Regions from separate parts of the Homo sapiens genome. Here all the other regions are linked to region 3. Evidence: chromatin loops called from intact Hi-C (ENCODE). Cell type or tissue: heart right ventricle. All regions are shown on one strand. Region 1 overlaps EFCAB8 (EF-hand calcium binding domain 8). Region 2 overlaps DNMT3B (DNA methyltransferase 3 beta). Region 3 holds the start of LOC124904888 (a long non-coding RNA gene).

Region 1 (8,000 bases), 400 kb before region 3:
CAGGTCACAGAGTTGGCGCCGGAGAATTCAGAGCCCAGCCAGCCCCTTCGACTGCGCGTCATCTTTTGTGGTTCAAGTTGCCGTGAAATGCACATTCTCATGCCCTCCGCGCTTCCTTGAGCACTCCACGCTATGACAAACATGGAGGGTGGCAGTGGGCTGGGAGCACAGCCCATCTGTAGAGGGGGCTCCCTGTGGATAACTAGATTGTGGCCTGGACAGACTTGAATTCATCCTTTCTCTCCTCGTGGGAGATGATTAGTATGGGCCTGACCTTCCCCATCCTCTAACTCACAAGATTTCAAATGAAAGTAGGCTTGTGTGCTTTTAAAAATTTTCAGTGACGAGAGATGGCCAGTGCTGGTCATAGGACCTGGGCTAGGATTGCGGGGCCACATCACTTTGTGATCACTAGGAGAAGGGCATTAGACTCCGTGATCTCTGGGCACCTCCAGTCCCAGCACCTGGTCATGTTCTGGGGGCTGGGCCTAGAAAGTTGTCCTTGGGTGGAGTCTCCCACCATTGCTACTGTCTTCCCAGGCTCTCCATCCCAACTGGTGTGAGCAGGTCAAGTTCATCCCCCAGATGAATGTGGTAGTCTCCTGTTCAGCCATCGAGAAGTCCTCTCTGGTGCTGACAATATTGCCAGCCAAAGCCTCTAAGAAACCCAGGTAAGAAGTGCTTCTCTCCTGGCTAAGGCGGTGGGGCTGGAAGGGAGGGGGGTGGTGAGTGGACCATGGGGGCTGACAGTGGCAGATGGTGGTTGGTGTATGGACTCTGGGGTTTAGTTTTTCCAGCATTGCCAGCAGCAGCACGGTGAGAACACAGCAGCCTCTTTTATCTCCCAATCTATATGCAAAACTCAGCATAGAAGCCAGCACAGAGTGATTGGCAGTCAGTGAAATGTTTTCTGAATGAAGGGATGACTGTGAGTTACTTTCTCCTCTGTGACCCTCAGTTCCCTCATCTGTGAAAGGGTGTGAAAGCACGTACCTCACTTCCTGAAGGGTTGCATGAGGGAATCCTCTGTGGTATGTGTTCAGTAACTGGCAGCATTGGTTCTTTGCAGATGGTTCCAATCTGTTTCCTTCAGTCTAGATTCCTCTACCCTAGAGTGAAGTTTTTTCTTTTCTTTTGAAAAACTAGTTAGTCACCGGGCGCGGTGGCTCACGCCAGTAATCCCAGCACTTTGGGAAGCCGAGGTGGGTGGATCATGAGGTCAGGAGATCGAGACCATCCTGGCTAACATGGCGAAACCCCGTCTCTACTAAAAATACAATAATAATAATAATAATAATAATAATTAGCCGGGCGTGGTGGTAAGCACCTGTAGTCCCAGCTACTCGGGAGGCTGAGGCAGGAGAATGGTGTGAACCCAGGAGGTGGAGCTTGCAGTGAGCCGAGATTGCGCCACTGCACTCCAGCCTGGGGGACACAGTGAGACTCCGTCTCAAAAAAAAAAAAAAAAAGAAAAACCAATTAATCACACAAGTATGTATTAAATGCATTGTCCATGTAAAAAATGAAAACATTATAAAGAAGGTTGGAGTCCTGAGGGGCCCCCTCCTTATTCAATCGCCATTCCCTGACCCAGTTATCAAAAGCCACCACTTCTGGTTTTTTTTCTTTTTTTCTTTTTGTGACAGAGTTTCACTCTTGTTGCCCAGGCTGGAGTGTAATGGTGCGATCTCGGCTCGCCACAACCTCTGCCTCCCGGGTTCAAGTGATTCTCCTGCCTCAGCCTCCCGAGTACCTGGGATTACAGGCACGCACCACCATGCTCGGCTAATTTTGTATTTTTAGTAGAGACGGGGTTTCTCTGTGTTGGTCAGGCTGGTCTCGAACTCCTGATCTCAGGTTATCAGCCCGCCTCGGCCTCCCAAAGTGCTGGGATTGCAGGCACGAGCCACCGCGCCTGGCCCACTTCTGTTCTTTTACTGTGTGGCTTCTACTGTGCCGTTTACTGTGGATAAACTGGTAGGTATGTTCTCTCGCGGAGTCTTCCTGCTGGGTGGCTCTTGCCCCTGCAGTTTTCCTCCGGCCCCTAGTCTTTACCTTGAGCCTTTGGGGCTCTGACATTTTGCTTCTGCACAGGCTGAAGATTGAGCCCCAGGAGAGTCTTTTTGGGGGAACAGCAGGAGATTTAAGGCCTGTATTGGGGAGAGACTGGGTGAGGCCAGGGTGGGGTTGGGGCAGAAACAGAGGGCCATTTAGACCCATGTCTGTCCCTTTCTGTCCTGGTTGTTTTTCAGGGGAAATTTCAATCCTGAGATGATAAGGCTAATTTCGTCCAACTCCTCATTTTACAGATGGGAAACCCGAAGCTTAGGGAGGGGAAGTGACTGTCTTAGAGCAGACACTTGAGCTGGAGTTTTATCTTGGGCCTCATTATATGTCCAGTGCCTTTTTTTGTTTTGTTTTGTTTTTGAGACGGAATCTTGTTGTGTCACCAGGCTGGAGTGCAGTGGCGCAATCTCGGCTCACTGTAACCTCCGCCTTCCAGGTTCAAGTGACTCTCCTGCCTCAGCCTCCCTAGTAGCTGGGACTACAGGCACGTGCCCCCGTGCTCAGCTAATTTTTGTATTTTTATTTTTCATTTTTTAATTTTTATTATTTTTATTTTTTGTTTTTTTGTGACGGAGTCTCACTGTGTTGCCAAGCTGGAGTGCAGTGGCACAATCTCGGCTCACTGCAACCTCCGCCTCTCGGGTTCAAGCAGTTCCCCTGCCTCAGCCTCCCAGGTAGTTGGGACTACAGGTGTGCGCCACCATGCCCGGTTAATTTTTTTTCATATTTTAGTAGAGACGGGGTTTCACCATGTTGTCCAGGATGGTCTCGATCTCCCAACCTTGTGATCCACCCACCTTGGCCTCCCAAAGTACTGGGATTACAGGCGTGAGCCACCATGCCCGGCTTAATTTTTGTATTTTTAGTAGAGATGGGGTTTCACCATGTTGGCCAGGATGGTCTCGATCTCTTGACCTCGTGATCCGCCCACCTCGGCCTCCCAAAGTGCTGGGATTACAGGCATGAGCCACCGCGCCCGGCCGTCCAGTGCCTTTTTAACCAAACAGTGCACTGTGTACATTTCTAGACAAGTCCTGGAGCTCCCTGCAGGCCGGAAAAAGGGGCCTCCGGGAATGTCTGACGTGAAGGGGAAGTTTCAGTCTTGGGTTCAGTGCTTTGAATGGGGCCGTGTGGCAGAAGTTTGCTTGGAGCTGTTTGCTGAGGCTATCTGTCTGCATTGGTGGTGGTATCACTTAGTGTATATTGGGGTGTCCAATCTTTTGGCTTCCCTGGGCCACATAGGAAGAAGAAGAATTGTCTTGAGTCACACATAAAATACACTGACACTAACAATAGCTGATGAGCTAAATAAAAATCACAAAAAAGTCTCATAATGTTATAAGAAAGTTTATGAATTTGTGTTGGGCCACATTCAGAGCTGTCCTGGGTTGTATGAGGCCCATGGGCTGTGAGTTGGACAAGCTTGGTGTATAAGATATGTGTTTCATTCAGATCTTGTTTTATTGAGTCCTGATGGCAGGAGGATATCAGGGGGTCACCTCACCAGGGCCAGGAGGGCCTCTGTGGGCCGGGCCTGCTGCCTTCCTGACCTCATTGCCTCCACCTGCCCACTCAGCTCCACTGGCCTTCAGGCTCAGGCGTGCTCCTGCGCCAGGGCCTTTGCACAGCTCCGCTGTCTGTGGTATGCTCTTGTTATTGATTGACTGATTGATTGATTGATTGATTGAGACAGAGTCTTGCTGCAGTGCCCAGGCTGGAGTGCGGTGGTGTAATCTTAGCTCACTGCAACCTCCACCTCCCGGGTTCAAGCGATTCTCCTGCCTCAGCCTCCCAAGTAGCTGGGATTACAGGCACGCGCCATCATGCCCGGCTAATATTTGCATTTTTAGTAGAGACGGGGTTTCACCATGTTGGCCAGGATGGTCTTCATCTCTTGACCTCATGATTCGCCCGCCTCGGCCTCCCAAAGTGCTGGGATTACAGGCGTGAGCCACCGCTCCTGGCCTTGTTTTTTAAATTAATTAATTTTAAATTAATATTTTCATTATAAAATGTTTCAAACACACACAAAAATAGATAAAATGGTATAATTCTTCCATATCACCTAGTAGCTAGTCCACGTTAATATTTCTCTAAGTACCTCAGAGTATCTTCTTACAATATTTGGAACTAGATATAAGCACGGTTCTGGGATGGTTTTGAGCAGAGAACTGGTGTGGTCTGGCTTATATGTTGCAGGTGGAGTGTCCATGGGCAGGGGTGGTGGTGAACACACCAGTGAGGAGGCCATTGCAATAGTTGAGGCTGCATAGGATGGTGGCCTGGAGCTGGGCTGTGTTGTGGGATGGAGGGACTGGAGATGTATTTTTGGGGTAGGGTAGAGAATATATTTACACACACAAACACAGAGACACATGTTCCCTTCCTTCAGCCTGGGTGACAGAGCAAGACCCTGTCTTCAAAAAAAACAAAAGACTCCATTCAGGTCAGACACGGTGGCTCACTTCTGTAATCCTAGCACTTAGGGAGGCCAAGGCAGGAGGATCCCTTGAGGCCAGGAGTTCAAGACCGGCCTGGGCAATACAGCAAGATCCCATCTACACAAAATATTTAAAAATTAGCTGGGAGTGTTGGCACACCCCATGCATTCTTGTCTGCATGCAGTGCAATGTACAGGCCGGCAGGTGGCACAATTGACCACTTGCTGGTCTCCCGTTTTGGCGATGCCATCTTAGGGCATATCCTCTGCGGGTGGGGCCTGGCATTGGCACCCCAACCTCTGCCTCTGGAGTCAGCCTCAGCCTCCAAGGCAGTGTGGGCCTGAGGGTCTGGCTTCCTTGCAGCCAGCCTCACCTGAGTTCTCAGATGGTTCGAGCCAGGAGCAAATCTGACGGAGCGGGTGTGGTAGCAGGAGCCGGTGCTGAGTGTGTGGACTGACCCCCGGCGTCTCCCCGACTGTCCCCTCTTCCTTCACTTCTGCCACCACCACCTAGTTGAAGCCACCGTCATCTCCCACCTGAACTGCTTGCCCTGGCCCTCTTAGCAGCCTCACCGTGTCCCCTCAGGCCACATTTCCTGACCCACGGCCATCAACAAATCTGATCCAGCCAGGGCCCTGTATGGAGCCTTCAACGGCTCCTGGCCAGGGCTGTGGATTGGGCCCTGCCCATCTCGCCCATGTCCTCTCATGCCCTCTCCTCCTGGCCCACCTGGTGCCCACCACACCGGCCTTGCATAGGCTGCTCCCTCCGGCTGAAGCCTCACCCCTCCCCTGGGCTCCCCGGGGCTGACTCCTTCTCACCCTTCAGGTCTCCGCTGCCCTGGACCCTCCTCAGAGAGGCCGGCAGAAGTGAGCCTCCTTCTGTTGTCCTCCGTCAAAGCCATGTGCTTATGTCCCTTGCAGGACTCGCCATGATTTGTAAATGTCCATCTCCCTTCTGTGTGTCCACTTCCTCCTGTTGTTTCCCTCTAGAAGGAAAACCCCCTATGGCAGAAGCCTCGTGTCTGTGCCCCTGGTAATCCTGGCAGGAGTAGGAGCCAGGAAATCTTTGTTGATCAATACGTGAAATCGGCCTGAAATAATTTCTACTAACATTTTGGTGACCATTCTTCCAGAACATTTTTCGGCAGCACATATACGTGTGGAGGGAGGAATATCTGGTTTGGCAATAAATGAAATATGTGTACTGCCATCTGTTCTCTTTGAAGCTTTGATTTTTAGAGGAATCCTTGTGTCTCTGGACAGATGATTTAAAGGGGAGCAAGGCTGGAGATGAAGGAACTGGCTGGGAGGCTGATACGGCAAAGTCAGGGGCCTGGGCTAGCAGTGGCCATGGGAGTGGAGGGAAGTAGGCAAGGAGGACTTGGGGCCAGGCTGGATAATGGGAGCCACAGTGTTGTCCAGGTTGATGCCCAGGCACCTGGCTTAGGCCCCCCGGGAGTGGTGGAGGAGCCGGGTCAGGGGTGACTTCAGTGGAGGGCATACTGTGTCAGGGGGTCGGGTGCCCTACTACAGATGCCTTTGAATGGATTTTTTGGGTTTTTTTTTTCTGAGGCAGGGTGTCGTTCTGTTGCCCAGGCTGGAGCTCACTGTAACCTCAAACTCCCAGGCTCAAGTGATCCTCCTGCCTCACTTTCCTAAGTAGCTGGGACTGCAGGTGCACCACCATGCCCAGCTAATTTTTAATTTTTTTGTACAGATGGGATCTTGCTGTGTTGCCCAGGCTGGTCTTGAACTCCTGGCCTCAAGGGATCCTCCTGCCTCGACCTGCCAAAGTGCTGGGATTACAGGCGTGAGCCACTGTGTCTGGCCTGAATAGAGTCTTTTTGTTTTTTTCGTGGACAGGTTCTTGCTCTGTCCCCCAGGCTGGAGTGCAGTGGCATGATCACAGCTCACTGCAGCCTCAACCTCCTGGGTTCTAGCAATCCTCCCACCTCAGCCTTGCAAGTATTTGGGACTGCAGGTGCACCATCACGCCCAGCTAATTTTTGTTTTTTTTGTACAGATGGGATCTTGCTGTGTTGCCCAGGCTGGTCTTGAACTCCTGGCCTCAAGGGATCCTCCTGCCTGTGCCTGCCAAAGTGCTGGGATTGCAGGTGTGAGCCACCACACCTGAATGGAGCTTTTTTTTTTTTTTTTTTTTTAAGGCGGTGGCGGGGTGGGGGTACTGAGTCTTTCTCTGTCACCCAGGCTGGGAGTGCAGTGGTACAATCTTGGCTCACTGCAACCTCCACCTCCCAGGTCCAGGTGATTCTCCTGCGTCAGCCTCCTGAGTAGCTGGGATTACAGGCACATACCACTATGCCTGGCTAATTTTTGTATTTTTAGTAGAGGCGAGGTTTTACCCTGTTGGCCAGGCTGGTCTGGAACTCCTGACCTCAGGTGATCCGGCCGCCTTGGTCTCCCAAAGTGCTGGGATTACAGGCGTGAGCTACTGTGCCTGGCCAGAATGGAGTTTTGAAGAGTGTAGTAGAAGGAGCTGGCGGGGCAGGATGTTGTGGATGAGAGGCATGGGCATAGGCACAGAGCATCTGCGGTTCTTAGGCCTGTGAGGGCTGCAGGGCCCTGGCCTTCCTGGAACTCCTGTCTGGGCCTCTCCAGCCCTCTGAGCCTCACCCGGCCCTAATGAGCCTCTCCTCTCCTGGATCGCTGCTTACTGAGCTTCCTGCCACCTCCTGCCATATCCACCCTAGGTCTGAATCCTGACCCCTGTGCGGGAGGAGTAATATTTTTTCTTCACCCATTGTAAGGTTTATGGCTGAGACCCTGATAACAAAAGGCAGATGAACAAGAGAAAAGCATGCACATTTAAGTTTCATGTGACATGGGAGCCTTCAGAAAAAAACCCAAAGAGACAGGGACGCCTGTGTAGTTTCATGTGAAGTTTGATGAAGAATGGACGGTCATGCAGGACGACTGGACTAGTACCATCTGATGGCAGTAAACTGTTTGTCCAGATCCCCCTCTGTGTCCCTGTGTCTTCAGAAATAAGGACATTGGGGCTGGGTTTGGTGGCTCATGCCTGTAATCCCAGCACTTTGGGAGGCCATGGGTGGCTCACCTGAGGTCAGGAGTTCCAGACCAGCCTGGCCAACATGGTAAAAGCCCATCTCTTCTAAAAATACAAAAATTAGCCAGGCGTGGTGGTGTGTACCTGTAATCCCAGCTACTCTGGAGGCTGAAGCAGGAGAATCACTTGAACCTGGGAGGTGGAGGTTGCAGTGAGCCAAGATCGCACCACTGCACTCCAGCCTGGGCGACAGAGTGAGACTCCATCTCAAAAAAAAAAAAAAGGACATTCCTTTCCCCTAGGTATAGGTATAGAGTGGGCACCTATGGAATCAGTGTTCTATGACCTGCTTCAGGGAGAAGGCTAGGGGAAGGCAAGCGTGGCCCTCCTGCTGCTTCTGCTGTTGTCTCAAATGCCAAGATGCCATATTTTGGGGTAGCATGTCCTAAACCCCATAACCCC
Region 2 (8,000 bases), 510 kb before region 3:
AGTCCCCCGTGGAGTTCCCGGCTACCAGGGTTGGTTCCCCAGATGCCCAGACCCCTGCCCGCAGTCTCTAACTGGGAGATATGCCTCACTCACTGCACTACTGGTTGTGGCTGGTAGATAATCTGTGTCCTTTTTTCACACTGCTTTTCAGGTTCTTGCTTTTTCTTTTCTCTCCTGGGTAAGCTTCCCGTAAGCCTGTTGGCTTCTCTCCTGGTCTGATCTCAGATGACACTCTGTTGGGAATGGAAGCTTTCCCTGTTGACTTGGTTCTTGCTCTAACTTGGAAACAAGGTAGAAAACACTGACATCCAGAACTGTCTTCTCCCTCATGTCTTCTTCACCTGTCTTGAGGCAACCCTAGCGGGTATGGCAACATTTCACTCTCTGAGAGTCCCTCGTCATTACCCATCATTTGTGCCTTTGTCATCTTTCTGTCTCTGGGACAGTTACAATGACTTTCTCCCCCCTTAAGGGATACGTGTTCCTGGAAAAGTTTCTTCAGCGGTCTCTGTTCTCTTTAACTTCAGTCTTTCCTCTTTCTTTTTGCCTAGGAGCCATATGGGGGTGCCGTTGGTCTCTGGTCACCGACATCCTTTGCTCTGGCCCAAACTATGTGTCCTTCTGTCCACAGTCCCTGAGACGGCGGGCAACAGCATCGGCAGGAACGCCATGGCCGTCCCCTCCCAGCTCTTACCTTACCATCGACCTCACAGACGACACAGAGGACACACATGGGACGCCCCAGAGCAGCAGTACCCCCTACGCCCGCCTAGCCCAGGACAGCCAGCAGGGGGGCATGGAGTCCCCGCAGGTGGAGGCAGACAGTGGAGATGGAGACAGTTCAGAGTATCAGGTATGGCCGAGAGGGGCTCCTGCCCAGGGTGACTGAGGACCCTGAACACGGGGAAAAACCAGTTACCTGCTACTGTTGGTAACAGAGCGACAACAGTTGTTAGAAGTTTCGTAATTGTAATAATTGACATGTTTGAATTCTAAGTATCTTCCATATGCACCACGGACCTTTCTTTACCTTAATCCTCTCCCAGACATAAGTCAAATGCCAGTATTTACCACGTGAATACTGTGGTTTTTCCCAACATGACATTTATGTAAGGACTGCAACTGCGTACGTTATACATTTCATGTACGCCCGTGTGAAGAGACCACCAAACAGGCTTTGTGTGAGCAATAAAGCTGTTTATTTCACCTGAGTGCAGGTGGGCTGAGTCCAAAAGAGAGTCAGCGAAGGGAGATAGGGGTGGGGCCATTTTCTAAGATTTGGGTAGGTAAAGGAAAATTACAGTCAAAGGGGGTTTGTTCTCTGGCGGGCAGGAGTGGGGGTCTCAAGGTGCTCAGTGGGGGAGTTTTTTGAGCCACGAGGAGCCAGGAAAAGGGATTTCACAAGGTAATGTCATCACTTAAGGCAAGGACCGGCCATTTATACTTCTTTTATGGTGGAATGTCATCAGTTAAGGTGGGGCAGGGCATATTCACTTCTTTTGTGATTCTTCAGTTACTTCAGGCCATCTGGGCTTAAACGTGCAAGTCACAGGGGATGCGTGCAAGTCACAGGGGATGCGATGGCTTGGCTTGGGCTCAGAGGCCTGACAATACATATTGTGATTCTGTTCATCAGAGTGCACATACTGTATATATTGTACGTATGATACCTTTGTAGACTTGCTTTTTTCTTCTATTAAGAACTAGAGTTGCCTGAGGTTCATGTCTGGATAATAAATCCAGTGGTCTGGGTCATAGCTTAATTAACCGATTCAGGTTGTTTATGCTTATTCAAGCATTGCTGCACGAAGACTCCTTACACATGTATGTATTTATGTGTTGTTAGGATCCCTTTTTTCTATGTCCATTATTACATTTTACTTTGTATAGAAGGGATCTCACTATGGTGCCCAGGCTAGTCTCAAACTCCTGGCCTCAAGCGATCCTCCTATCTCAGCCTCCTGAGTAGCTAGGACTACAGGCGTGCACCACCAAGCCCAGCTACTTTATAAATTCTTTTGTGGAAATGGAGTCTTGCTGTGTTGCCCGGGCTGGTATCCAACTCCTGGCCTCAAGCGATCCCCCTGCCTCGGTCTCCCAAAGTACTGAGAATTACAGGCATGAACCACGGTGTCTGGCTACATCTTGCATTTTATGGCAAGCTTTTTGTTGCCCTCAGGGACAGTGGAGTGGACAGGACTTGGCCCAGGATGGCCTCTCCTCACTGGGATTTCTTCATGTGGGTTTTCTTCCAGGATGGGAAGGAGTTTGGAATAGGGGACCTCGTGTGGGGAAAGATCAAGGGCTTCTCCTGGTGGCCCGCCATGGTGGTGTCTTGGAAGGCCACCTCCAAGCGACAGGCTATGTCTGGCATGCGGTGGGTCCAGTGGTTTGGCGATGGCAAGTTCTCCGAGGTGAGTCCGGGGAAGGGCAAGGGGTTCTGCAGGCCTGAGGCTGTGCCTGCCTGCCTCCCTTTGAAGACAAAGGCCTGGGATTGTATTCTGCAGATGTGTGAGCCTATGCCTTCACACTGTCTGGGAGGAAGGACAAAACTTCCTGTGTTAACCAGCTACAGCAGATTCCACTCACACGGGGGACAAAAGTGCTAGAAAGTTCTGGATCCATGGGCAGTTGGATTTTATGTTATTTCTTAGATTTATCTTTTGGGGGCAGAATCATCAGTGTGGACTCTGAGGGGCCAGGAGTGGCCACGTGAGCAAGTACCCAAAAGTGTTCAGTGGAGAAGCCTGGAAGAGACCGGAAGCATGGCCGCGGCCTCTTGTCATTTAGCCCTGGGGAGAGAAAGGCATGGAGTTGGGTTTAGGGTCACCTGGTATCAGTTGTGAAAAGGGTTTTTAGTAGAATTGGGTATTTCAGAGTCTCTTGATGATTGATTCTAGCCTTTTAAAATCTTTCTTGGTAATGACATTTAGCTGGGGAAGAGCTGTGTTGGGCATAACTAGGCTGTTTTGATTCTTACACTCTTTCAACAAAGATTTTTTTGGGGGCGGTGAGAATGGAGTCTCACTCTGTTGCCCAGACTGGAGTGCAGTGGTGCGATCTTGGCTCACTGCAACCTCCGCCTCCCAGGTTCAAACAATTCTCCTGCCTCAGCCTCCTGAGTGGCTGGGGTTACAGGCACCTGCCACCGCACCCTGCTAATATTTGCATTTTTAGTACAGACTGGGTTTCACCATGTTGGCCAGGCTGGTCTCCAACTCCTGACCTCAGATGATCCACCCGCCTCGGCCTCCCAGTGCTGGGATTACAGGCGGGAGCCACCACGCCTGGCCTCAACAAAGATTTTAATCAGACAGACCTATCCTGTGATGGTCTCTTAGAAGTAAATGTTAGTCCTACCCTCAGAGCCCTGAGAGAGGCTAAGTTAGGTGCCTAAGGTCATTGGGCAAGTTGCAGCAGAAGCAAGCCAGGCAGGATTGAAGGAAGGACTGTACATTCCTGGGATTCAGCTCAAGCAGAGATTCTGTTTTTCCCAGGAATTGAGCTACCATGGGGCCATTTGCCATGAGCTAATTGAAGTTTCCCAAGGGCTACAATAATATATTGGGTGTGGAGTCTCCTTTGTAGGAGAGCCCCTGCATGCAGTTGCCTGCTGTGACCAGCAGAGGGAGGACAAGTCCTGGGCCCATGCTGGCAGTGAGGCAGCTGCTTCCAGGGATGGGAGAGCAGTAACTCAAGTGAAGGAAGATGGATTGTTTGCAATTGCTTTGCCCCATCGAGACATAAAATGCACTTTGCAAGATAGAGTCTGAGGCTAATACAATGCAGTGTGGGGCTGTCAGCATTAGGGGATGAGATGACAATATGGGACCTGGGTCTGGCCTGGGCAAGTGCCTGCTCAGCATGTGTACGCTGTTTGGGTTGTATTGGAGCTATTGGGCGCTGGAACCAGCACTTGTGTTGGAGCGGTTTCCCCCCACCAGAGCCACAGTGTTTTCTCCCCAGTGGTGGTCACACCCCCATATAGGAAATCAGGCATTCCGTGATAAAATGGAGGTTTGCATGAGTGTGAGCACTCTTTACGGAGACTAGAACATTCCCTGTGTCTTTCAGTTCCTTTTTTTTTTTAAGAGATGAGGTCCTCACTGTCACCCAGGCTGGAGTGCAGTGGCACTGTCTTGGCTCACTGCAGCCTCAATCACCTGGGCTCAAGCAATCCTTCTGCCTTAACAGAGCAGCTGAGACTGCAGGTGCACACCACTGTGTTTGGCTCTTAAAAGTTTTTGTAGAGATGGGGTCTTGCTGTGTTGTCCAGGCTAGTCGAACTCCTGGGCTCAAGCGATCCTCTCAACTCCCACTCCCAAAGTGCTGGGAATATAGGCCTGAGCCACTACGTCTGGCCTTTCAGTTCTGATTAGCATCCCTGAATGGCCATTTTCTCTCTCACTGGCAACTCAGTCAGTTCATGCTTGGTCCAGGGACTTGGTACATCAGGAGACTTGTGGAATATGGATTAAATCACAAGAACTAAAGTTAAATAATCACAACAAGTGAAAGGTGCTGTGTCGAGCACTGTTTTCTAAACACATTCATTAGGTGAACTCATTTTAATAAAAGGGTAAAGAGTAAACAATTATCATGCTTAGGAAAGAAGGAATATGTGCAAACCCTCAATGCTGGAGCAGCCACAGAGAATATTAGGACTGAGCCTCAGGGGTCCACACCAGGGACACCTGCTTGGAAAATGTATACAAACACAGGGTTCGCCTAATTGCCTTCATTCAGAGTATCCTCCTTTTCCACAGTGGAAGTGTCGTACCTAACAAGGTTCTGGATATCTGTGTGTTGAGACTCTGCCATTTCTATTTTTCTGCTTTTTTCTTTCCTTCCTTTCAAATAGATGTCTGTGGACTTTATCCCCAGGAATGGTCTCTTGGTTAAAGTGTGTGAAAATCTTCTGCATCTGATGGACAACATTGTGATAGACATGGCACCTGGGACACACCTGTAGGTGGATGTTGATGATGTCTTTCTCTTTTAGGTCTCTGCAGACAAACTGGTGGCACTGGGGCTGTTCAGCCAGCACTTTAATTTGGCCACCTTCAATAAGCTCGTCTCCTATCGAAAAGCCATGTACCATGCTCTGGAGGTAACATGGGATGAGGGAATGAGGGCTAAGCCCTGAGAGCAGGGATGAAGCAAGAGACCCACAGAAACCTAGCTCAGTGTTGCCAAGGGTGGTTTGGAGGGGACAGGGTGGCCAGGGAGGAGGTAAATGACAACATAACATGATGGCCACCGGATTGGGCCTCCCAACAAAGGGATTTGAGACATCCCAGCTGCCACTTATTGGGACCACTAACTGAATCAGAAGGAAAGAGCACGGGCAGTTAGGGGTGCAATATTCGTATCAGTGAATGTGCTTTTCCAGAGACCTCAGAGCCTTCTTATGAGGGTTGGAGTTCACAGCAAGACAGCAGTGGAGGCCAGCTGTCTTCTATCTGTGGGCCGTCTTATCCCCTATGAACCATTATACCCTGTTTCTCCCTTCACCTTGATTTTTTCCCCCCACCTTTGTTCAGCATTTAAGAGCCAACCTCTTCTCATTGCTAAAGGCTTCATTAGACACTGAAATCCTTGGTCCTTCATGTAGGACACAAGTTAATGTCCCCATCTTTAGGGAGATAAAACAAGAAATCTAGTGCCGCCTTATATAAGATACAGAGGAGATGAGATAGTGCTGGCTGGGGCTTCTATATCTTGGTGGTAGAGTTAATTCTGATATGTCTGCCTTTTGAGTGGGAGGTGACCACTGACATTCCCTAGGGGGAAGAGATCCTATTTGGTGCCTGCATGAAAAGATTTAACCACAACCCCCCTTCCGAGGCCTCTCCCTGCACAGGCCCCTCCTTCCTCTGTCACATACCACAGCCCAGGACAGCTGTCTGGCTATGAAAGGGCCCAGTGTGAAGGGGAATGTAGGCCCTGGCTGGGGGAATCCCTGGGTGTGGCCTGGCGAGCACCTCCTCCCCACCCCCCCATTCATCACAGACTCTGCCTTTGCAGAAAGCTAGGGTGCGAGCTGGCAAGACCTTCCCCAGCAGCCCTGGAGACTCATTGGAGGACCAGCTGAAGCCCATGTTGGAGTGGGCCCACGGGGGCTTCAAGCCCACTGGGATCGAGGGCCTCAAACCCAACAACACGCAACCAGGTGGGAATGAGTCCCCATGGCAGCACCCGCTGCCTCTGCTGGTGGGACCACTTCTTGGGAGAGTCAGCCACCCCTGCTGCCCCACACCCCACCCAGCTTTCTAGCAGCTGGTCTCAACTCTGAATGTTGGAAAAATAGGAGCAGGCATACGAAGGCTGTGCCAGCTCTATCTGGCTTCCCCGGCCACTTTCTTGCTGATGGTCACGTGCATATAATTTGTATTGAATCTGACATCTGTCTTGAAGTCAGGATGCAGTGTTGACTAGCACCTTTTTTATTAAAGGAAAAAATAGTTAAGCTATGCTCATTTGAGAAAATTGGAAAGTGTTAAAGAAGAATATGCCACCTGCTAACATTTTGACCAGTACCATATTTCTCCCATTATAAGATAACTCTGGTTTCTAGAAATCCAGGACTTGTCTTACAATCCATAGATTTAAAGGCCAGGCCTAGTGGCTCATGCCTGTAATCGCAGCACTCTGGGAGGCTGAGGCGAGTGGATCACTTGAGGCGATCACCTGGACAACATGGTGAAAAATAGAAAAATTAGCCTGGTGTGCTTGGCATGTGCCTGTGGTCCCAGCTACCCGGGAGGCTGAGGTGGGAGAATTGGCTTGAGCCCAGGAGGCAGAGGTTGCAGTGCGCCGAGATCGCACCACTGCATTCAAGCCTGGGTGACAGAGCAAGACCTTGTCTCAAAAAAGAAAACAGTCCATACATTTAATGTAATGTTTTTTCTGTTTTGTTTTGTTTTCCCCTCAAAAGTGGTTAATAAGTCGAAGGTGCGTCGTGCAGGCAGTAGGAAATTAGAATCAAGGAAATACGGTATTTCCTTCCTGTCTTTTGACTGTGCCCTGTTTTCTATGCACTTTCTTCTGATTTCTTTGCATATAAAATGGTCACTGGAAAAGAATCAAATTTCTTGAAAAGTCAATCTGAACTCCCTCCCCACTCTCCCCTCACATCCCACCCTCACAAATACCCTCCAGGTTAACGTTGGGTTGCACATCCTTCCAGATTTTTCTGAACACTAGTTGGATTCCTGCTTTCCCCTTTATTAATATTAATACTGTAAGCACTGTCTGATGTCATTTTGTCACTAAAGGGTCCTTAAGATTTTTAATGGCTGTACAATTTTCTTTCCTAGGGTCAGAGTCAAATTTAACCATGTCCATTAAGATTTTCTGTGTAGATGGAATAGAAATACAAATGGGTTTTACAAAATCCCATTTATAGAATGGGAGCCATATTATGTAAAATTAAAAAGTGCTGGGCTCAGTGGCTCACGCTTATAATCCCAGCATTTTGGGATGCAAATAACCATCTCTTGGATTTCCCAGCATTTTGGGACGCTGAGGTGGGCAGATTGCTTGAGCTCAGGAGTTCCAAGACCAGCCTGGGCAACAGGATGTAACCCTGTTTCTAAGAGAAATACAAAATTAGCTGGGTGAGGTGGTGTGTGCCTGTGGAGGCTGAGGTGGGAGGATCACCTGAGCCCAGGAAGTCAGGCTGCAGTTTGCTAAGATCATGCCACTGCACTCCAGCCTGGGTGACACACTGAGAACCTGTCTCAAAAAAAAAAAAAAAAAAAAAAACCAAAACAGAAACAAAAAAGAAAGAAAAAAACGAGGCCAGGTGCAGTGGCTCATGCCTGTAATCCCAGCACTTTGGGAGGCTGAGGCAGGCAGATCCCTTGTGGTCGGGAGTTCACCAGCCTGGCCAGCATGATGAAACCCCGTCTCTACTAAAATACAAAAATTAGCCAGGTGTGGTGCTGCATGCCTGTAACAGGCTGAGGCAGGAGAATTTCTTGAATCCAGGAGGCGGA
Region 3 (8,000 bases):
TAATCCCAGTTACTCGGGAGGATGAGGCAGGAGAATCAGAGAGGATGAGGCAGGAGAATTGCTTGAACCTGGGAGGTGGAGGTTGCAGTGAGCCGAGATTGCACCACTGCACTCCAGCCTGGGTGACAGAGTGAGACTCGAAAGAAGAAAGAAAGAGAGAAGAAGAAAGAAAGAAAGAGAGAAAGAAAGAAAGAAAGAGAGAAAAAAAGGGAGAAAAGGAAGCAAGGAAGGAAAAAGAGAGAGAGGGAAGGAAGGAAGGAGAGAGAGAGAGAAAGAGAGAGAGAAGAAAGGAAGGAAAGAAGGAAGGAAGGAAGGGGAAGGGAAGGAAGGAAAGAAGGAAGGAAGGAAGGGGAAGGGGAAGGGAAGGAAGGAAAGAAGGAAGGAAGGGGATTGGGAAGGGAAGGAAGGAAAGAAGGAAGGAAGGAAGGGGAAGGGAAAGGGAAGGAAGGAAGGACGGAAAAAGAGAGAGAGGGAGGGAGGGAAGAAAGGAAGGAAGGGAGGGAGGGAGGGAGGGAGGGAAAATGTTGAAATCTTTTTCAGTGTAAATCCATGGGTCTCAACCCTCGTTGCACATCAGAGCCATCAGAACCTGAGAAACCTTTAAAAAATACTAATGGCTAGGCCCTACCCCAGATTCAGAAGTAACTGGTCTGGGTGGGTCCTAGTATCCCAGAGGACTCTACTGTGTAGCCAGGATTGAGACCTGCTGATAGAAATGAAGGATGGGGAATTGTGGGATAAAATGCAGAGGTTCCCCGGGACACTTTCCGGTGAGAAACAGGCTCCCCTGGCAGTGCCTGCTGGGAGTCTCTGAGCTGAAAGTCTTCCATCCTCTCTGGGCTCTAGATTGGCAATGCAGCCAGGAGCAGGGAACGGTTATTCATAGGAGTTAACATTTCTCAAAGGCATTGTCATTCCTCAAGAGTATTAAGGGGTGGTCAACAAGACAAAAATGTCCTCAATAATCTTGGAGCACTGCCCTGAAAAGTGAGTCAAATGTTTGACCTTCTCCCTAAGCAGAACAGCTCAGGTCAGGGTTAGGTTAGGTCAGAGTTTCTCAGCCTTGGTGGTACTGACATTTTGGGCTGGATAATTCTTTGTCTGGATGCTGTCCTATGCACAGTAGGATGTTTAGCTGCATCCCTGGCCTCTACCCACTAGTTGTCATCCCCTCCAAGTTGTGACAACTAAAAATGTCTCTAGAAATTTCCAAATGTCTCCTTGGGGACAAAATCTCCCCCTGTTGAGGACTGCTGGCAATTTTAGGAAGAGAAGTGCCCAGTGAGCAAAGGGATGTGTTGGGCTAGAAAGCCACAAAGGGCACAAAGAGATTGCCCAGGAGTCTGGTTGGGTCTGCCTTGCTGGCCTCTGTTCCAGAGTCTGACATGTGAAAAGAACTCAGTAGCAACTTGCTGTATGAATAAACAAATTCTCCATTTAACTCTTGTTTTTTCTTTTAAAGTAGAGTCTTGCTCTGTCACCCAGGCTGGAGTGCAGTAGCACGATTCCAGCTCACTGCAACCTCCACCTCCCAGGTTCAAGCAATCCTTGTGCTTCAGCCAACCAAGTAGCTTGGATTACAGGAGTGCACCACCATGCCTGGCTTTTTGTATCTTTAGTAGAGATGAGGTTTCACCATGCTGGCCAGGCTGGTCTCAAACTCCTGGCCTCAAGCGATCCACCCACCTTGGCTTCCCAAAGTGCTGGGATTACAGGCATGAGCCATTGCGCCCAGCCTCCATTTCACTCTCATGGAAAACATAGACACCTGTGAGCAAGACAAGGAGTCAGAGAGGGAGGGCTGCTGGCAGGCCAAGCACACCCTGGGCACAGGGAAAGGGACAAACCACTGCAAAAGGTCCCAGGTGGCCCTGCAGGCTGGGTTCAACACACGAATGAATCCTCAACCCATGGATGGAACCTGGCTGGCCATGGGCACAGCAGTAGGACACAGGCCAGGTGGGCTGGGCACAGCCCGGGGCTGCTGTGGGGCTGCATTCTGGCCCCTCCCTGATGGAGCCCCTTGCTTATGCTGTTGCAGCTGTGTCCCGTGATCGAGGCTTCCTTCAATGGCATGTATGCAGACCTCCTGCAGCTGGTGAAGGGTAGGTGCTCTGCTCTCTCTCCCACTTTTTCCTTTACTACGGAGCTGGCCTCCAGACCCTGACTCCACCAAGGGAAGGCCTCCCCAAGTCAGGCCTGAGCTGCAACTCAGGCCCAGAAGCAGGTGAGACAAGCATCAGTTGATCCCTGCCCCAGACGCGCAGACAGAAATTCGCCACGACTAGGACTTCATGAGCTCTTACTATTTGTGCAGTTGTCAGGTCAGTGGATGCCCCAAGTTCAAATCCCAGCTCTGCCCCTGACTTGCTCCATGACTTTGGGAAAGCTAATTTACCTCCTCATCCTCGGTTTCCTCATCCATAAAATGGGGCTTAACCATCCCTACAACATAGGATTGTTAGTGAGGAATAAAAGTCTACAGGAAAGTTCTGGGCACATAGCAGGTGTCCCTCTTGGCACAGAGAAGCACTTACAAATGCATGCTAAATGGATGGATGGATAGATGGATGGATGGATGGATGGACAGACAGAAGATGCTAAGATTACAAGCATGAGCCATCACACGCAGCCCCCGGACTAGTTTTTATGGATACTTTAGAAAACTGCAGCATCAAATAGTTCTATCCATCTCGTTGCAGTTTCAAATTTTCCCTCCATCCAAAGGGTTTGAGGTATCTGAGAAATTAAAGCATGGGTTAAAAACTGAGATATCTGGTTTAAAAAATAAAAATCAGAGATGATTCGAAGGGCAAAGACGGAAGGAAGTCATTTCTCCCTCCCCCAGCATAGCAGATACGGGAGGGCACAGGCTCCTGCCCCCACATCAGAACTCTGCCATGCTCAGGCCCCCAGAGTGGAAACTGGCGGAGAAGAAGAAAAGTCTACCAACTGCACTTTGGGATCAGAAGAGGCTCATTCCAAGGGCGACCAGAGAGGAGAAGGGAGAGCAGCATGCACTGAGCGCCACAGGGCATCTGCCATGGGCCACGCCCTCCCGCTGGGTGTTTTGTATAGGCACATCTCACTGACTCCTCAGACAACTCCATGAGGTGGCAGTCATGACCCCCCTTCACTGTGATGAAAGAGGCTCCGAGCAATGAAGTCACTGTCCAAGTTCACAGAGGCAGTTGGTGATAGAGGAAGACTTGAGTTCTGAGCGAGTGTCATTCGGATTGAGCCGTTACTAGGTGCCAGTTGTATACATGAAGCAGGAATTACTATTCTACCGCCGTTTCTTTCCTTTTTTCTTTTTTTTTTTTTTAATTCCCAAAGAGTTCTTCCAATCGTCAGATATTTGGTCAGTATTCAGAGTAGGATCCAGAGTTCACACATTACATTTTGTTGACAAGTCTGTAGATTTCTCTTTGTAAATCACATTTTTTTGTTGTTGTTATAGCCATTTTCGGGGACCTTATTGACTTTAATATACTTTTTTTTTTTTTTTGGAGACGGACCTTTTTTCTTTTTTTAAAGTAATTTTTACAGGAGTCATGCTCATCGTCTCTATGTCCTTCCGATTTTAGTACATGTGCTGCCCTGGCGGGCACTATACCCTCATTTTAAGACGAGGAAACAGATTCAGACGCGAGAAGAGACCAGCCAAGGTCACTGGGGCTCAAACCGAAGTCCAGCTGGCTCCTCCGCTGCCCCGAGGACGGGCCCGGAGGTCTCCCTGGAGCGGTAGGCGGCCGGTCCCTGGCCCTCCAGCACTCCCCATCCTCGGCCATACACCGGGGCAGGTGACACACCACCGCCACCTGGCGGCCAAGTGGGGAATTCTGACGCGAACACGAGATCTTTGGGGGGAGCAGAGGAGCCAGTTTGGATTTCAGAGTAGATGTTACCAGGCCTCTGGCTTCCAGCCTAAGCTTCCTTGAGATCCAGGTGCTCATAGGGTGTCCAGACCCAGAACCACCTGCATGGGGGACGCGGCTTTCAGTCTGGTAGGGGCGGTGGAGTGTTACATACAATAGTTCAGTTCCGTTCCAAACCGGGACTTTGGCATAAAACCGACTGGGTTCCCATGCTCTCATAGTATGGCTTTGAACAGGTCATTTCCCTTTCCTCAGACTTGGTTTCACCATCTGTAAAAGGGGGTAATAATAAGACCTACTTCCTAACGTTATCATGCAGATGAACCAGCTGACATGCAGAGGCCTGGCACTTAGTGGATGCTCGATAAATGTCACTGTCATCACTGTTTGCATCATTATTATCAACATCATTATTACCTGCTCCTCCCTACCTGCCCCCCCATGCAACAGTACAGCTCCACCTGGAAGCAGCCCCCCAACTTCCCCCTCCAATACTGCCCTCCACCCTCACAGAACTTTCTTCTTGTCCTTGAGCAGTGCCCATTTCCCTCAGCATTGACCGTCTGGAGTTTGACCTTCTGTATCCTGCCATCAAGGGTGACACCATTCAGCTCTACCTGGGGGTGAGTGTCCCAGGACCTTGAGGGTGAAGTGGGGACATTGCTGCCCTTCTCTGACCACCAGGAGTCAGATAGCATGGGCCTGTGTTAGGAGAGAAAATCCTGGTCACCATTAGGACACGGGCTGATCTAGAAAAATCACTGCAGGCTGAATATGTCCCATGCAAGTTTGTTTTGTTTTGTTTTTTTGAGACTGAGTCTCACTGTCACCCAGAGTGACATGGGGGGGCCCGAGTGGGGACACTGGGCCCTCAGCCTTTCTCTCAGGCAAGTCCCTGCCAATCCCCAAACCTATGACAACCTTGAAACAAAAGCCAAGGATCAAGAAACACAGACCTAAGTTTCTCTCCTAGCTCTATGATTCCCTGGCTATGTGACTTTGGGCAAGTTCCTTTACCTCCCTGAGCCTCAGTTTCCTTGTCTGCAAAATGTCAGTAATAATGGCCACTGAGGAGAGGATGAAATGAGACCACACCATGCCTGGCAGACCAGAAGTGCCCAGTAACTGTCAGCTCCCTGTCCAATGTGGAGCTGCACAGCCATGCTGTGGCTGGACGCCCCAAAGGGCCAGACCATCCTGGTAGCATGAATCCCAGACTAGGTTTCTTTTGTTTTGTTTTTTTGAGACTGAGTCTCACTCTGTCACCCAGGCTGGAGTGCAGTGGTGCCATCACAGCTCACTGCAGCCTTGACCTCCTGGGCTCAAGCGATCCTCTCACCTCAACCTCCTGAGTAGCTGGGACTGCAGGCACTCGCCACCACGCCTGGCTAATTTTCTGTATTTTTTGTAAAGATGGGGTTCCGCCATGTTGCCCAGGCTGGTCTCAAACTCCTGGGCTCAAATGATCCTCCCACTTCGGCCTCCCAAAGTGCTAAGATTACAAGCATGAGCCAACACGCCTGGCCCCTGGACTAGTTTCTATGGATCCTTTGGAAAACTGCAGCATCAAATCGTTTCTTCCATTTTGTTGTAGTTTTTAATTTTCCCTCCATCCAAAGGGTTTGAGGTGTCTGAGAAGTTGAAGCATGGGAAAAAAAACGAAGATATCTGGTACAAAAAATAAAAGTCAGAGATTATCCGAGGGGCAAAGATGGAGTAGATGTTGCCACACACCTGAGCTCCAGGCTAAGCTTCCTGGCAACAAATGCACAAAAAGGAAACAGGCTGAATGGTGTCATTTCCTTCTAGGTTGCTATTGGGTAAGCTGCAGAGTTAAAATTCTTAGCTGACTCCCTGCTCTGTCTCCTCAGGCCAAGTTGTTGGACTCACAGGGAAAGGTGACCAAGTGGTTCAATAACTCTGCAGCTTCCCTGACAATGCCCACCCTGGACAACATCCCGTTCAGCCTCATCGTGAGTCAGGACGTGGTGAAAGCTGCAGTGGCTGCTGTGCTCTCTCCAGAAGAATTCATGGTCCTGTTGGACTCTGTGGTAAACCTCAGCACAAGGCAGAGAATAGGGCCGCCCAGGCCACATCATAGGAATTTCCTGAACACAGGGTGCCCCTAAGCAGGAATCCTCCATCAGGCTCAGTTTAATGGAGATCTCACTCCCTCCTCTAATAGACCCTGCCTCTGACATAGCTCTAAACCTAAAATCCTCCCGGTAACATCCAGCCCCAGTCATGGTTCTACCCTCTGGAATCTGATGCAAATGTTTCCTCTACCAAATAACAGTCTCGTGAAATCAAAAGGCATCTTAGATATGCAGTAGTCCAGGGGTGATAAATACATCTCAGATAGTGAGTAGTCCAGGGATGGCGACTGTGCCACTGCTCACCACTATGACACTCATGGCAGACATCACTAATCGATCAAGGCTCTCCTTTCTACTGAGTCTGGATGCTGACACAACCTTGGAATCCTTATTAACAGGGCACAGCCGATAACCACCACCAGTCAACTATGTTGTGCCACCTCCTCCCGGGTGACTGACGGGGAAATTGAGGTCCAGAGGGGGAAAGGGTTGGTCCAACGTTATGGGAGGATGGCAGAACTTCAGGGCAGCTGACAGACAACCAATAACCAAGCTCTCAGGGGACTGGGATGGCGAGAAAATAGGGAGTGGTCACCAACTAGCCCATTCATGATTGCAGTAAAAATGAAATCACCTCTCTATGTCCTCTGAGATCAGGAAGCTGCCCCCAGACCCACAACCATCACCAGCCCACAGTAAAAGTCCAGGCCAGCAGGACCCCATGCCCCATAGAAGCTGACCTAGGGGCTGTTTTTCCACCAATGACAGACACATGGCTTGGGTCACTGGGCCCACCCAGCTTTTCTGGGGTCCTGGGAAACCTTCCTCCCAGCAGTGGGGTGCAGGAGATGTGCCTCCCTGTGCCCTCCAACTGACCTTCTCTGGCTCCTCTCACCCTCAGCTTCCTGAGAGTGCCCATCGGCTGAAGTCAAGCATCGGGCTGATCAATGAAAAGGTTGGTCTGTTTGCCATCTGCAGCTTGAGGGGTGTTTGCTGTGGTCTGGACACAGGCCTCTGGGGAGGAGAATCTAGTGGGACTAGTGTTTCATTCCAGCACTGGGACACTCAAACCGCATCCCTGTCCGCACAGAGATTTCAGTCTAGCAGGCCAGTTTGACCTGAAGCAAATCATCACATGGATAGTATTTCCATTACAGCTGCAGTAACACAGGACAGGTTCTAGGGGCCATGAGAACACTCTGGGCCCCTGATACAGTCTGGGACGTCAGGGAGGCCTCCCTGAAGGGAAGGGCATTCCAGACAGAGGGAACAGGAGACCAAAGGCTGCCAGGTAGGGAGAACAACACAACATTCAAGGATCTGCAAGAAGGACAGGGTGGCTGGAACACGTGAGGGAGCAGGGAGCCCAGGAAGGCAGGCAGGGGCCAGGCCACACACAGAGCCTGTGGGCCATGGTGGGCACTTGGGAGGCCACATGTGGGTCTGATCTCCTTCCAGGCTGCAGATAAGCTGGGATCTACCCAGATCGTGAAGATCCTAACTCAGGACACTCCCGAGTTTTTTATAGACCAAGGCCATGCCAAGGTGGCCCAACTGATCGTGCTGGAAGTGTTTCCCTCCAGTGAAGCCCTCCGCCCTTTGTTCACCCTGGGCATCGTGAGTTCAGTTGTCTGCGATATTGGCAGCAACCAGGGGGACCCTTCTGTCTACTTTTCCTGTTCGCCCTCTTGCTTTGTTAAACATTTCCACCACTCTCATCACTTAGCAGGGACAGGGGACAGGGAGCTCTGAACCAAGAGCCAGGAGCTTTGTGGGTCCAATTCTAACCCTGTGACTTTCTTAGTCAGGAATCTCTGGACAGAAACTCAACTCATATGCACAAAAGGAATTGTATTAGCTCCTATAACTAAAAAGTCTAGATGCTATTGACTTCGGGAATAGCTGGACCCAGGTGCTCAAACAATATCCTCTTCATTCTCCTCTCTCCCACCTAGCAGCCTTGTTTTCCTCTGTGCTGCCTTCATCCTCAGGCAAGCTATTCCCTCATGGTAGTGCCCCAGGCTGC

The links. Hi-C counts contacts between places; a loop is a spot of excess contacts. Peaks named below come from ENCODE experiments on the same cell type or tissue, not always from the same donor. Only the 100,000 strongest peaks of a DNase experiment are listed, where the experiment ranks them.
Region 1: it touches region 3 in a loop (8-fold over the local background); 99 of 110 quality-filtered maps call a loop at or near these places.
Region 2: it touches region 3 in a loop (3.0-fold over the local background); 49 of 110 quality-filtered maps call a loop at or near these places.

Annotation. Positions count from the first base shown.
Region 1 is chr20:32,897,953-32,905,952 of GRCh38, forward strand. It overlaps EFCAB8 (EF-hand calcium binding domain 8), which reads left to right. Exons shown (of 27, transcript NM_001143967.2): 11 at 541-671. Among named protein-coding and RNA genes, the nearest start is that of EFCAB8, 43 kb to the left of the region's middle. In heart right ventricle, CTCF peaks have their summits at 4,708 (motif pointing right) and 4,909; a DNase peak (open chromatin) is centred at 4,736.
Region 2 is chr20:32,786,599-32,794,598 of GRCh38, forward strand. DNMT3B (DNA methyltransferase 3 beta) reads left to right here. Exons shown (of 23, transcript NM_006892.4): 5 at 1-29; 6 at 632-853; 7 at 2,256-2,414; 8 at 5,003-5,110; 9 at 6,028-6,172; 10 at 6,938-6,997. Among named protein-coding and RNA genes, the nearest start is that of DNMT3B, 28 kb to the left of the region's middle. RefSeq lists enhancers at 375-1,046, 1,047-1,717, 2,707-3,638, 3,639-4,568, 3,731-3,870. In heart right ventricle, CTCF peaks have their summits at 3,618 (motif pointing right) and 3,823; a DNase peak (open chromatin) is centred at 3,623.
Region 3 is chr20:33,295,484-33,303,483 of GRCh38, forward strand. It overlaps BPIFB1 (BPI fold containing family B member 1), which reads left to right. Exons shown (of 16, transcript NM_033197.3): 7 at 2,042-2,105; 8 at 4,416-4,501; 9 at 5,750-5,929; 10 at 6,876-6,929; 11 at 7,433-7,591. It overlaps LOC124904888 (a long non-coding RNA gene), which reads right to left and starts at 3,041. Exons shown (of 2, transcript XR_007067566.1): 1 at 2,950-3,041; 2 at 2,634-2,739. LOC105372594 (a long non-coding RNA gene) reads left to right here and starts at 2,730. Exons shown (of 2, transcript XR_936685.3): 1 at 2,730-3,361; 2 at 3,588-4,370. In heart right ventricle, CTCF peaks have their summits at 3,833 (motif pointing left) and 4,032; a DNase peak (open chromatin) is centred at 3,838; H3K27me3 peaks cover 1,770 bases.